Linked DNA regions of Homo sapiens: regions 2 and 3 are each linked to region 1. A link is a contact called in ENCODE Hi-C or POLR2A ChIA-PET data. All regions are on one chromosome and are shown on one strand. Each heading gives the region's core, a stretch centred on a gene start or an enhancer-like site at or near the end of the contact. The rest is flanking DNA. Distances are from core to core; before and after follow the strand shown. Region 1 holds the start of FBXO31 (F-box protein 31). Region 2 holds the start of ZFPM1 (zinc finger protein, FOG family member 1). Region 3 holds the start of CYBA (cytochrome b-245 alpha chain).

What was found. A loop is a pair of places that touch in the nucleus more often than their neighbours do. ChIA-PET counts read pairs that join two places held with the same protein, here RNA polymerase II (POLR2A). Pooled maps may share reads with other maps.
Region 2: a map of GM12878 shows a loop between it and region 1 (7-fold over the local background). The contact joins the promoter of ZFPM1 here to the promoter of FBXO31 in region 1. A Hi-C loop is called at or near these places in 5 of 168 maps with a recorded cell type or tissue (CD4-positive, alpha-beta T cell, CD4-positive, alpha-beta memory T cell, GM12878 and 1 more), 17 of 37 single-sample maps with no recorded cell type and 17 of 50 pooled maps.
Region 3: a map of natural killer cell shows a loop between it and region 1 (14-fold over the local background). The contact joins the promoter of CYBA here to the promoter of FBXO31 in region 1. A Hi-C loop is called at or near these places in 1 of 168 maps with a recorded cell type or tissue (natural killer cell), 1 of 37 single-sample maps with no recorded cell type and 9 of 50 pooled maps. POLR2A ChIA-PET finds 5 or more read pairs at or near these places in 1 of 52 experiments (K562).

What each region holds. Positions count from the first base shown.
Region 1 is chr16:87,380,921-87,385,594 of GRCh38, forward strand. It overlaps FBXO31 (F-box protein 31), which reads right to left and starts at 2,856. Exons shown (of 9, transcript NM_024735.5): 1 at 2,485-2,856. The coding sequence starts at 2,824. It overlaps TRM-CAT6-1 (tRNA-Met (anticodon CAT) 6-1), which reads right to left and starts at 3,174; the gene lies at 3,102-3,174. LOC124903747 (a long non-coding RNA gene) reads left to right here and starts at 3,013. Exons shown (of 2, transcript XR_007065168.1): 1 at 3,013-3,276. RefSeq lists silencers at 2,212-2,451, 2,592-3,251 and enhancers at 2,659-3,312, 3,313-3,964.
Region 2 is chr16:88,450,316-88,455,064 of GRCh38, forward strand. It overlaps ZFPM1 (zinc finger protein, FOG family member 1), which reads left to right and starts at 2,965. Exons shown (of 10, transcript NM_153813.3): 1 at 2,965-3,363. The coding sequence starts at 3,324. RefSeq lists silencers at 2,690-2,989, 3,000-3,089, 3,550-3,679, 3,900-3,969.
Region 3 is chr16:88,648,375-88,652,302 of GRCh38, forward strand. CYBA (cytochrome b-245 alpha chain) reads right to left here and starts at 2,679. Exons shown (of 6, transcript NM_000101.4): 1 at 2,582-2,679. The coding sequence starts at 2,639. MVD (mevalonate diphosphate decarboxylase) reads right to left here. Exons shown (of 10, transcript NM_002461.3): 10 at 3,566-3,928. RefSeq lists enhancers at 1,017-1,912, 1,913-2,806, 2,807-3,701, 3,129-3,278 and silencers at 2,289-2,438, 2,589-2,868.

The sequences.
Region 1 (4,674 bases), core at 1,606-4,105:
TTTTTGATTACACAAAAAACCTTGTTATCCCTCTGCTGAGCCATATATACCTTACGGTTTCCCAAACAAACCCCCCAGAGGTCACCACACAGGTCTGGCCGCCTAATGGAGAAACTTCAAAGCACAACGACACATCCTTGGGGAATCTGAGTCTTACAGCTACACAAAGTGCAAACCAGAGCAAATGGGTAGACTTCACAGGGAAAGAGAAAGTGGAACTGCCTTTGTCTCAATCTTAAAATGTAAAAAGAACTTCACTTTCCATGTACATGACAAAAATCTTGTATTACTAATACTCAGTTCTCACAATTTGTAAGACAAAAATAGACACTCTAAGAGAAAAAGACAAAAATAGACATCTTAAGAGAAAAAAGACCAAAAAAAGCCACAAATAAGGAATTCGCAAAAAGGCACAATAAAAATAGCCAAGAATCATCAACACCCACTAGCTACCATTTAGGGGAGAGGGCTTCACAGGCATCACCTACCTCATTCACCCTCCAAGCACCTCCGGGAGCAGCACTTCCCACTCATGCTCCCAACAGGACTTGGGAAGGTGAAGCAGCTTGTCCAGGATCTCACAGCAGATAAACACGAGCCTGGGCTGGGGCCCAAGTCAGCTGACTCCAAATCAGGGGCCTCGACCATTAAGCAACAAAAATAATTTATGACGAACTCTGTCCGGGAGGACTTGGAGAAAGGGTTCTTCTCATGCAGACCTCCTTGGGGTGCAAACTCAAAGAGCCCGACAACAGGCTGCAAAGGTTTCATCAACATGCAGTCCTACAAATCCACAATCCCACTTGAGGAACTGCACCCTACCAGCCAGCGTGGGGGCTCGCGCCTGTAATCCCAACACTTTGGGAGGCCGAGGCGGGTGAATCACAAGGTCAGGAGTTCCAGAGCATCCTGGCCAACATAGTGAAACCCCCGTCTCTACTAAAAATACAAAAATTAGCCGGGCACGGTGGCACGCATCTGTAGTCCCAGCTACTTGGAGGCTGATGCGGGAGAATCACTTGAACCTGGGAGACGGAGGTTGCAGTGAGCCAAGACCGCGCCACTGCACTCCACAGCCTGGGTGACAGAGTGAGACTCCGTCTCAAAAAAAAAAAAGAAGGAAGTGCATCCCACCGAGACAATCTCAGAAGTTCCCAAGGATACATGTCAATCTCCTAAATTTCTATAAAATGCACAAAGCAGTCTTCAAAGCACTGTTTATGCATGGAAAAAATGCAGACTTCAAAGCTTATCAGTGAGGGACGAGTCTGTGCTACATGCAGGGAGTGAAATACTATGTAGCATTGTTTACACTACACTGTCTCTAAGAGAATATATATTGCATTATATCCTTTAGGGAAGAAGGTACACACGACTCAGAGGTTTTTTAAAATGTTAAGAGTGGTTTATTTTTGACTGCTGGGGTCTCTGATGGTATTTACTTTGTTCCTTTTGCTGTTCTGCATCGCTTGGATGTTTTCTAACCTGTCCTTTTTACCTAAATATGAGCTGCTTGAACATCAAAGAGCTGTCAACCTTTAAACAGAGAGAGCCTTGAACTCCAGATTAAATAAACATCTCCTCCTGTGATCTGTTACATCCAATATTGCTGAAGGCAAAAGTCCAGCCCGCACCGCTGTGATCCATCCGTCTCTCTACGCCCCCACCATCAGGAGCCCCCGACACTGGGCTTCCCCTACTCCCGTAATTTTTTTTGTTGCTGTTGTTTGAGACCAAGTCGCACTCTGTCGCCTAGGGTGGAGTGCAATGGCCCAGATGTTGGCTCAGTGCAACCTCCGCCTCCCGGGTTCAAGCCATTCTTCTGCCTCACCCTCCCGAGTAGCTGGGATTACAGGCGCCCGCTACCACGCCCGGCTAATTTTTGTATTTTTGTAAGTAGAGACGGGGTTTTACCATCTTCACCAGGCTGGTCTCGAACTCCTGACCTCAGGTGACCCGCCCGCCTCGGCCTCCCTAAGTGCTGAGATTACAGGCGTGAAACCGCGCCCGGCCTGCTCCCATTTCTTCAAGTTCACCTCGTCTCTGGTCAGGGCCAGCGGGGCACCCTCGGCTCGCCTTCAAGACAGGGGCAGAGGAGGCGGCCCCCAGGCGTCAGCTTAGGCCCCGCGCAGACCTCGAGGGATCCCAGCCCCAGCTCCCGGCACGGCCTCGGCCCCGTGGTGTCCCGTGCCCCGCGTCAGGGCCTCTTCGATGCCTCCCTGACGCCCTCAACCCCTCCCTACCCCGTCTGCCTCTCTTGGACCCCTCGGACCCTCCCTAACCGCCTCAAATACCTCCCTGGCCCCCTCAACGTGGTGTCACCGCGGCCGCTCCCCACCCACACCCAAAACACCACATCGCCGGGCCCCGCGCCCAACTGGTGGCCCCCGGCCGGGGCCACCGCCCCCGCCACTCCCAGCTCCGAGGCCTCCACCTGGCAGGGACCCCCCGCCCCTCCCGGCCCCGCCACCCCCGCGCGCTCACCCTCACGGCAACGCCTCCTCCAGATGGTGTCGGTGTGGAGGATGCGCCGGAACTTCGTGCAGACCTGGGCCAAGCTGGGTAGGTCCGTGCCCGGCAGCGACGCGAAGATCTCCACCAGCAGCTCGGGCGGCAGCTCCAGCAGCGAGCAGCGCGGGGGCGGCGGCGAGGGGCCCGCGCACAAGCCGCCCCCGACCCCGGCGCTAGCCTCGATGCGCTCCTCCTCGGGGTCTGTGTCCGGCTCGCTGTCGGCCGCCGCCGTCTCGGCCGGGCCCCGGCGCTGCTGGCGGCGCCGACATCCGCGCGACGGGCCCACGCCGCAAAGGCGAGCACACACCGCCATGCCGCCCAGTGACGGCCACTGCTGCCGCCTGTGCGCACGCTCCAGCGCGGCCCCGCCCCGCCAGCGCCGAGCCACGCCCCCGCCGCAGAGCTCGCCACGCCCCCTGGAGAGCCTAGCCCCGCCCCTACGTAGAGCTCCGCCCCGGCCGCGCCACCCCCTCCCCGCGGGGCGGCGACCTCAGAGACCCCGCACTGCTGCCCTCCCCTCCAGCGTGAGGGCGCCGCCCGTGACGGGCATGAGAAAAGAAAGTGGTGATGCCGAGTGCAAAACGTTAGACTGCCCCGTGTGAGGCTCGAACTCACGACCTTCAGATTATGAGACTGACGCGCTGCCTACTGCGCTAACGAGGCTGCTCGGCGACCACTTCGCGCCGCGGCTTTTGTGGAGATAGGGGTCGCCCCTCGCGCCCGTGCGTCCCGCTTCCGGCGCCCGAAACTGTGCCGCGCCGGCCGGTGAGTAGAAAGATGCGCCTTACAGCCTCCAAATACAGAGGCAGCAGCCAGAACCCCAAAGGGCGCCTAGAAGCCCTTTTGTCCATTGAAACAACGCGCGTTCCATCGTCTCCGCCTTATGGTAACCAAAAGGCCCGAGCTGCGGAGCTCTGCAGGGACCTTCGGGGATCCCGAGCTCCCTGCGGAAGCCCCGGGGAGGGCTTGGAGGGGCGGCGGCCGGCGCGGCCCAAGAGATCCGGGGATGCGCGCCCGGTCTGGAAAGGGAGGCCCTGCCATGCGGCGCCGCCCAAAGGGCGCCTGTTCCTGCAGCTGCTGGGAGCCGCGCACGCCTGCTCCAGCTGGGCTCCGCCGAGGCCGCTGAGCGGGGTCGTCTCCCAGGTCCGCGGGTGGTGACCGCGAAGGCGTCCTCTCACCTGAGCAGCCGCGCACGTCGCCGTGGGCTCGCCTCGGACCCCATCTCTTGGAGGCCCAGGCGGGAGTATCAATCGAGGCCAGGAGCTCGAGACCGGCCTGGGCAATACAGCGAGACCCTGTCTACAAAACAAAATTTTAGAAAGAGAAGCTGAGACGGGAGGATCGCTTGATCCCAGGAGGCCGAGGCTGTAGTGACCCGTGATGGTGCCACTGCACTTCAGCCTGGGCAACACAGCGTGACCCTGTCTCCAAAACAAACAAAAAACAAAAATAGCCACAAATGGCTGGGCGCGGTGGCTCACGTCTGTAATCCCAGCACTTTGGGAGGCGGAGAAGGGTGCATCACCTGAGGTCAGGAGTTTGAGACCCGCCTGACCAACATGGTGAAACCCTGTCTCTTCAAACAAACAAACAAACAAACCACACAGGCCAGGCGCAGTGGCTCACGCCTGTAATTCTAGCACTTTGGGAGGCCGAGGCGGGTAGATCGGTTAAGCCCAGGAGTCGGAGACCAGCCTACCCACATAGTGAGACGCCCCCATCTCTACAAATAATTTAAAAAATTAGGCCGGGCGCGGTGGCTCACGCCTGTAATCCCAGCACTTTGGGAGGCCGAGGCGGGCAGATCATGAGGTCAGGAGATTGAGACCATCCTGGCTAACACGGTGAAACCCCGTCTCTACTAAAAATACAAAAAATTAGCCAGGTGTGGTGGCAGGTGCCTGTAGTCCCAGCTACTCGGGAGGCTGAGGCAGGAGAATGGTGTGAACCCGGGAGGCAGAGCTTGCAGTGAGCCAAGATCGTGCCACTGCACTCCAGCCTGGGCGACAGAGCAAGACTCTGTCTCAAAAAAAAAAAAAAATGGTTTCAACTAATAACATCCTGCTATCTACCAGGGAGATCAGCCATTAAACAAGTAACCACATAGATAAATACATAAATTATAAATTGTAATGCTCTAACAATAAGTAAAACTAACAAGAT
Region 2 (4,749 bases), core at 1,715-4,214, 1.1 Mb after region 1:
CCATCACACCCCTCTACTCCTAATAGAAGGCTGGAATTCCATGTCCACTGGCCCAGCCCACCCCTGCACACCCCCACTTCTCAAACCCCAAAAATGTCTTCTTTGGGCTGAGGTTGTTTTTGGAGGGGAGGCAGTCTCCAGGCCACTGCCAGACAGCACTTCCTATGTGTTCCAGGCCCTGCTCTCCCTGGGAGCCAGCAGGGGAGAACCCAGTGCAGCTCCTGAATGCAATTCCAACTTCCCCACCAGTGACTTTGGATGTGAATCTCAACACACCTCGAGAACATGCAGGGGCAGATGGAAACTGGGGTTCACAATGGGCAGCAGGTGGGGGGTGGAGGTCCTAGGTGGGCTCAGCCTGGACAGCCTCAGCAACCCCACGCCCTGTTCCTCTCCCACCTGATCAGGGACTCCTGGAAAGCCCCACTTGGATGTCACCTTCTCCAGAAAGCCTTCTCTGATTTCCCCAGGCAGAGATGGCCGCTCCTGCTCTGGGCTCCCCCAGACCATCCTCTAGACAGCATGCCTTGTGTCTCTTCCTCAGTGTATGGTTATCGTCATGACCACCCTGAGGGTTTAATGGTGTGTGCAAGGTCCTGCAGCTTTACCACTCGACATCAGCAGGCAGCCTCCCCTCTTGGCTGCGGTTTTCTCATCTGTAATAATGCCTTCCTCCGGGCAGGTAGAGGGACAGAGTGTAGAAGGAATGTGCTACAAAAGCAGCCCTGGCAGGGTTAGGGGACCTGTGACCGGTGCAGGGGCACAGGGCCCGAGCTGGGAAGGGCACCACACCGGGCTCAACATCCTGCCCTTGATGCCCTGGGGTTTTGGGGTTTGGGGGTTTTGATCAAGGGGGCTCCACATTTTCATATTTTCATTTTGCATGGGGCCTTGCAAGTGATGGAGGCAGGGCAGCAGGCTGTGGTCTGGACCTGCCGCCTGCCCCCTTCGCTGGCTTCCCTGGGCATGTCCCTCCATGTTTTCATCTATATATGGGCTCATAGAAATAAATCAGATCAGGCAAAGCAGCAGCCAAAATGATCCCCATCGTCTCCTCCTGCAGCCTAGACAGACATCAATCATGGATGATCATGGCTGTCTCCTGTTGACCCTCGGAATCCACCTCAACACAGATCTCCGCCCGTTCCAGCAGCGCCAGCCTGGGTGCCACTTGCTGTGCGTGGAGCTTCAGACCCAGCCCAGGTGCCAGCCCATGGCCACCTCCTCCAGGAACTCCCCTAACTCACAGGTCCACATACTCTAAAGTGGACTTCTTTGGGGAAGGAGGCGAGGCCTGGTGGGAAACCCAGACAGGTAGGTGCTCCATCCAGTTGACAAGCACTGGGTGGGGGCGGGAGGGTGGGGGGGAGGTCCTAGGTTGAGTGAACCAATCAGACATGGGCCCCACCCCCTCCAGAGAGCAGCTGTGGGAAGGCTGTGCCCACTGGACCCTGGCAGAGAGCAGGAAGGGCTGGAGGACCCGTATGCCCCTGGGCAGCTCTCTTGGCCTCCTGGTCTCAGTGTTCCTGTCTGTCCATGGCAGTGGGGAGGGACGGCGCATATCCAGTGTTGTACCCCTGCCTCTCCTACCCACCCGCCACTCTCCTGTACCAGGCTCTGAGGGTAAGCCCCCACTTCTCCCCTTCCTTGGAGCCAGGGAATAGGTCACAGAAGTTGGCACGAGATGGGGTCTTAGGAGCTCCCAGCAGGCTGGCGGGTGGTGTGACAGTCCTGCTGTGCGATGATCTCATCATCAGGTGGGAGGGGTCCTTCCTGTCTGCCCCTGGGCCCACTGACGCCCGTTTCTTATGAGTACGGGGGATGGGGGAGCAGGTAGCAAGTGTAGACCGAGAACATTAAAAGGAGATGATACAACTCAGCTGGGAGTGGGGGACAGCCCCCCAATGCGTGACCTTGAGCAAGTCCCCGAGCCTCCGTGAAGTGGGGCTCTTGAACACACCCCAGAGGGCAACAGTTCTCCATTTCCAGGCCTGAGCTGACAGCACCGCGCCCACAAACCTCGCTGACCTCTGACTGCTCCGAGAGGGGGCTGTGGCCCGGGCGCTGTGGGCAACTCCTTCGTGGGTCTCCTGCGGGGCGCCCTGGAGAGGCTCGGTGAGGAAAGAGGCCCCAAGTGGCAACGCCCAGGGCTGCCGGCTCCCGCGCCCCCTCCTCGATTTCCAGCCTGGTCTGAGCTCACAGGGGAAGACCCGAGATCCTGCTCTCAGTTGGCGGACCCCACCGCAGTCTGGGACGGAAGCCCCCTCCCTGGCCCGAATCCGCTCCACACCCCAAGTCTGGCCCAAGAGAAACGTGGGCGTCAAGGCCTCGGGCTTCCTGAGCCGGTTGTCACTGCCCCCACCGCGCACGTGGAGCGTGCGGCAGAGCCCAGGGGTCTAGGGAGGGACCAAGGGCTGGGGGCGGAGTTACAGTGCGGGGGCGGAGCCTCGGCGTCTCAGGACCCAACCAGGTCGGGTCAGGTTTGGAGGCGGAGCTGGCGCCGAGAGGCGGGGCGCAGGATGCGGTGCCGCGGGGCAGCAGAACAGAACCGAATAGGTCTCAGACTCCCAGCGCGGCCTGGGGACATGACCTCCGGGCCAAAGAGGAGTGGGGGAGGCTAGAGGTCTCCCCGGGGCGCGGGCGGGGCCGAACCAGGAAGGGGCGGGGCATCGAGCGGGGCGGGGACAGTGCCTTGAAGGCCCAGACGGACAGGGGCGGGGCCGCAGCGCTGGGGTCGGAGCCAGCGCCGTAAAGAGCGAGGCGGGCGGGGGCGCGGTCGCGGCTCTGGGGGCGGAGCCAGAGCAACGAAGAGCCGGGCTGGCGGGGGCGTGGCCGCGGCGCTGGGGGCGGAGCCGGAGAGGTGCAGGGCCCGGCAGGAGGCACGGGGCGGGGCCGGAGCGCCGGGGGCGGGGCGGGAGGTGCGGCGGCCGACGACGCTCAGGCCCGGCCCCGCCCCGTGCCTCCAGCCCGCCAGGAGCGCCCTCGCAGTGGCCGCCTGCTCCGCCGCTCGCCGCCCGCGGGTTCCATTGAGAAAAGCCGAGCGGCCGCGGCGGCGGCGGCGAGTGCGCGGGAGCGGAGGAGCCGGCACCCGCCCGTCGGGCAGTCCGCGCGCCCGCAACGCAGGACCGTGGCCTCTCGGGCCTCCGCGGCAGCTCCAGCGGCTCCGGGGCTGGGCGCGCGGGCTGGGGGCGCGGGCCGGGGCGGCCGCGGAGACCGGGGGCCGGGGGCATGAGCGGCCCCGCGGCCCCGCCGCGCCCCCGCCGCCCGCCGCCGCCCGCCCGGGGCTAGAGGCGGCCGCCGGGAGGGCGCGCGGCGCCGGAGACATGTCCAGGCGGAAACAGAGCAACCCCCGGCAGATCAAGCGTGAGTCAAACTTTGCCCGCGGTCCCCTCCGCGCGCCCGACCCCCGCCGGAGCCCAGCCGCCAGCGCCGCCCCCGCCCGTCCCCGCTCTGCCCTGGGCGCCGGCGACCTTCACCCCGCGCCGCGCCCCCCGCGCTGTGCCAAGCGCGCCGTAATCTAATCTCCGCCGGCGGCCTGGGCCCCCGCGTCTCGGCTTGGGCACCGGGGGGTTCAGCCCAGGAGGGGGCCGCCCGGAGGCCGGGAGGAGGGTGTTTGGGGGCGCGGCCCGGGCAGCTCGGCCCCTCGCGGCCTGCCCCTCCCCCGCATCTGCGAGATGGTGCGGCGATAGGGCGGCCCCGATCTGGGCTCAGATAAAGTTTAAAATATTACATTCTGCAAGTCCCGTCCTGATAAGATCGTTCTGTCGGGACGGGCTGAAATTGTGATCTTATCTCGCGCGGTTGACTCTCCCAGGCTTTGTATCTAGAAGCGAAGAGAGAGACCTGGGAGGCAGAGGGGACACCCGGGGCCGCGGAGATGCCTGGCCAAGTGGCAGGCACCGGCCCGCGCCCACCCCCACCGGTGCCGTCGCAGAGCCGCAGGACAGGGGAGGGGGTAGCGCGCAGCTGCCGCAGCCTAGGCACTTGGCTCCAGCCCCCCAGACACCCCCACCCCGTGCCCTAGCGCTGAAGTCCTGAACCCAGGCCCCGCCAGCCTGGTGACACCTCCTGGACCCTGCAAGTGTCCCAGCCAAGGCGGCATGGGCAACAAATGGTGCCCTCGGATGCCCGCGGGCACCCCCTGGCATCCCAATGGGCTGCTCTGAGTCAGAGAAGGGCCTCCCAGGACGCAGCCCCGGGCCGGGGTCGCCCCTGCACGCCACTAAGTTTCTCGCTGGTCCGGCTCCCTGCCCGGTCAGAGGCTGCTGCCCCGCCGCCACATTGCCAGTGCCCCCGCGATGAGAACTAAGCTGTCGGGGCCACTGTCTGGCCTGGGCCTCTGGGCTGTGCCAGGAGGGAGCAAGAGCACAGGAAGCTACCCTCCCCACCCTATGCCAATAATAACTTTGCGCCTCACAGTTAGGGCCCAGACGCAGGTCTTCCTCCCCGGGGCGCCTCCCCGGAGCCTGACGGGCAGGTCGTCTGAGCCCTGCCAGGAGGCCACGACGGAAACCCGCCCGCTGCCCAGCCGTAGGCGCCCGGGCACTACCTCCTTTGTCCACACGACCACTGCCACCAGGACCCCTTGTGCGGGGCCTGTGGGAGCTTCCCTACTCAGGAGGTCTCCCGAGGCGGGGGTCACAGGCATGAACCGGTTCCCGTAACCCAACTCCCTCAGCGCAAACGGGACCTGTTTTCCGAAAGTCGCCTTCTATCGTGTCAACTCAAGTATTAAAAGCCACCCACAGG
Region 3 (3,928 bases), core at 1,429-3,928, 1.3 Mb after region 1:
ACCTGCAGGCCCCAGTGGGCTCTGGGACCCCCAAATGGACCCCCTTGTCACCATGAGTCTTTGTTTGATGCACTGAAAGCTAACAGGCCGAGTGTGGTTTCTGCATCTTCTTGGGGGAGTGTCTTTTTCCCCCCGATACGGAGTTCCTCTTAACCCGTCAGCGGTTTTGCCTTAATTTCGGTTTCGTCTGATATGGCTATTTCTGCACATTTTTGGGGGGGTATTGTCCAATATTCCCCCTTACTGTTTTTTTTTTTTTTCGAGACGGAGTCTTGCTCTGTCACCCAGGCTGGAGTGCAGTGGCGCGATCTCGACTCACTGCTACCTCCGCCTCCAGGGTTCAAGCAATTCTCCTGCCTCAGCCTCCTGAGTAGCTGGGACTACAGGCGCCCGCCACCATGCCCAGCTAATTTTTACATTTTTATTAGAGACAGGGTTTTCACCACATTGGCCAGGCTGGTCTCGAACTCCTGACCTCAGGGAATCCGCCCGCCTTGGCCTCCCAGAGTGTTGGGATTACAGGCATGAGCCACGGCGCCTGGTCCTTCCTACTATTTTATTTCTTTTTTTTTTTTTTTTTGGAGACAGAGTCTTGCCCTGTCACCCAGGCTGGAGTTCCGTGGCGTGATCTCAGCTCACTACAACCTCCACCTCCCAGGTTGAAGCGATTCTCCTGCCTCAGCCTCCCGAGTAGCTGGGACTATGCGCGCCTGCCACCATACCCGGCTAATTTTTTGTATTTTTAGTAGAGACGGGGTTTCACTGTGTTAGCCAGGATGGTCTCGATCTCCTGACCTCGTGATCCGCCCGCCTTGGCCTCCCAAAGTGCTAGGATTACAGGTGTAGCCACCTTGCCCTGCCAGCCATTCTGTTTTTGTCTCCACATGGTCTTGTTGGAAGATTTCCTATCCTTGGTTTGAGCCCAGCTACACATTAACTCTCTGGGTTTGTCTGTCTGCGTCGGAGGAGGGGAGGGCAGTGTCCTTGAGTCTACTCAGCCAATTGTCCATGCATCTTTGGGGACCGTCCTGGTCCCGAGCCTGCCATCCGAAAGAGGGTGCAAAGCTGCCGCTGGTGCCACCAGGGAGGTCTGAGGACGTATTCTGGCACCCAGCCACATTTACAGAGCACCTGCTGTGTACAGGGGGGACTCTTTGTCAAGGCCCTGCTGTCTCCGGGCCAGCTGCCTCCTGGGGCTGCACGGTCTGGAAGGACCTCCCCAGGCAGGTGGCATTTGAATTGAGAAATAAATGAGACAGCCATGAGGCTCTGCAGAAGCAGCAGCTTGTGCCGAGGCCCTGGGGCACGCTCAGGAGATCTAGGAACAGAAAGGAAGCACGGCAGCTGGAGGAGGGGGCCGGAGAGCCGGGAGGCCAGGGCGGGCAGTGCAGGGCGTCCAGTCTGGCTCTAACTCTTCGGGCCAGGAGCCCCTGGAGGGTTTCAGCAGGAGGCCAGACTAGAGCCCAGGTCTCCTGGCTCCCAGCTGGGTGCCCTCAGTCCGTCTACTTCCTGTAGGGAGTGCGGGGCAGGCAGGGTGAGTCTCACGGGGCAGCTCTGGGGAGAGCTGTCTGAACTGACCCACCGACTTCTTGGCCGCTGACTCGAAGCAGGCGGTCACTTTCCTGGGCACAGGACAGGCTGCAGGGCCCCGTCCTCCAGCCCTCCCACCCTGAGGTCTCTGCTCCCACTCCAGCTGCCACGCACCCTCCAGACAACAGGGAGGGCGCTCAGAGCCCCAGGGGAGTGGTGGCAGCGGGCCCCTCCTCCTCACCCTCAGCCCCCAGGCCCTTCCCAGGCACTCCTCCCCCGGTGCAGGTCCTTCCTGGAGCTGCTGCAGTGGTGCCTCTGCCCTCAGACCTCGCCTGAGCCCAGCCTCACCCGTGCTGGGCCAGACACTCCCTGGCCCTGGTCCCGAGAGGGTCCATTTCCAAATGGAGTCCGCTGCCCTCACCAGAACCTCTGAGCAAATGCACAGGAGGGTGACTGGGGGCTGTGCCATCCCACCCCAAGAGCAAAGTGCCTGTGCAGCTGGGCTGGGCAGGGCCGTCACTGGGTGGTTTCGGCGCCTTGTGAAATCTCAGACCGCCTCCAGCGCAGACTCCAGATGAGAAGGGCTGAGCCCCAGGGCATGAGCCCATTCCCCACCCCAAGCCCAGGGAGAGCGACCTCCAGGCCAGCTGGCTACCGAGGGGCAGGGGAGCTTCTCCCGATGCCCAGGCCGGAGCCCCCACTCGGGGGCTTCGGGGCGGTGACCCCGGAAACCACCGGGGCTGAACCGCCTCTTCCCCTGCGCTGCAACTTCCTCCTTCGCGGAGTCGGGGGACCGAGAGAAGGGAATGGGGGAGGGGCGCCGCGCTCCGCAGGGTCTGCAAGGGAATTACTGGGGGTCTCAGAACTCCTCCTTCCAGCCCGCGGCCTGAGGGTCCCGCCCCCGTTCCCCGCACCCTCCTGGCCTGACCCCGGCCCGGCCTGGCCCGCCTGGCGCCCCACTTCCCCACCCTGTAAGTAGCCCGAGGTCCCGGCTGGGGTCTTGGGACACCCCTCCAGGCTGCAGCCTCCACCGTCCCTGACGTGCACTCACTCAGGCCGGACGCCAGCGCCTGTTCGTTGGCCCACATGGCCCACTCGATCTGCCCCATGGCGACACGAACCCGGCTGGGACACTGCTAGGCGCGCACTGCCGCCCCTGCGCTCCCGGCCGAACCCCGCCCCGCCCAGGCCCCGCCCCCAGCCCCCCAGGTGACCGCGGCTGGGCGGAGACCCGCATCTGTAGGGTGCAGGGCTGTCCCGGAGCCTTCTGCCCCCGCCCTCTCTAGCCACGCCGAGGCATAGGAGGGGCCCTGCCCGGCAGCCCCAGCCCAGGCGGGGAGTTCCTGCGCTTCCCCAGGGCTTCCCAAACTTCAGCTCTCAAACACTGACAAGTGCCCCTGCCCAATGCTCCGGACCCAACCGAGGGTCCCGTGTCAACCAGGCGTCTATTAATAGCAGGACAAGGTGTGAAGGTCGGCTTCCTGAGCAAATCGGCCTCTCCAGAGCCTTGGGGGGTGGGGGAGTCACCCCTACAGCCCGGGAACACCTCTGCACCCTGATGCTACCAAGGACAAGGGTGGCCTCCCCATGGGGACCAGAGGCCCAGCCCCCATTTCCTCCCCCTGGCTCTGGGCTGGCACAGGCGTGGCCTGGGTCAGACACTGCAGGGGGCCTCCCGTCACCAGGTCACTGAACTGTGACTGAGACTCGAGGGAGGGGACAGGATGTGTACAACTGGGAAAGCACAGAATGCAGGGACGGCCCCGTCACGTCCGGCCTGGGTACGGGAGGCAGGGGCTGGCGTGGGGGTGGTGAGCCCAGCGCCCATGGGAAGACTTTAGACCTGGGGTTGCTCCTGAGGGTCCCACCTGAGCCAATGTGGGGTTTGAGGGGAGCCCCTCTGTGGCTCTGCCCAGCCTGCCCCTCCCCCAGGCCCTCATGGGGCACACCTGGACTCCCTGACAGGTGCCAGGGTCACTCAGAGCAGGAACCCCGGGATGCTGGTTTACGAAACAGAAAAACGGCGGAGGCCGGAGGCAGCAATGCTGGTTTATTCCCCATGGCCACCGGGGCCGCACTGGTGCCCACTCCTGCCACCATTCCAGCCACACCCAGGCCGTGGGCAGCCACCCTCCGAGACACCTGGGCCGGGGGCAGGGTCTCAGCAGAAGCGCCGTGGGCAGCCACCATCCGAGGCACTTGGTGGTTTCCTGAGGCCCAAGGAGGCTGCTCCCAGCACGGTGACCCCTTCCCTGGTCCGCTGGAGGGACCACCTCCCCACTGAGCTCCTTTCTCAGAGAACTGGGCATAGCCAGAGCTGGGGTGAGAAAGCCCTTCAGCCCTGCTGCACCGAGGCTCTGCCAGTTCTCATACCCCCTCCCCATCCCATCTTGGCAAA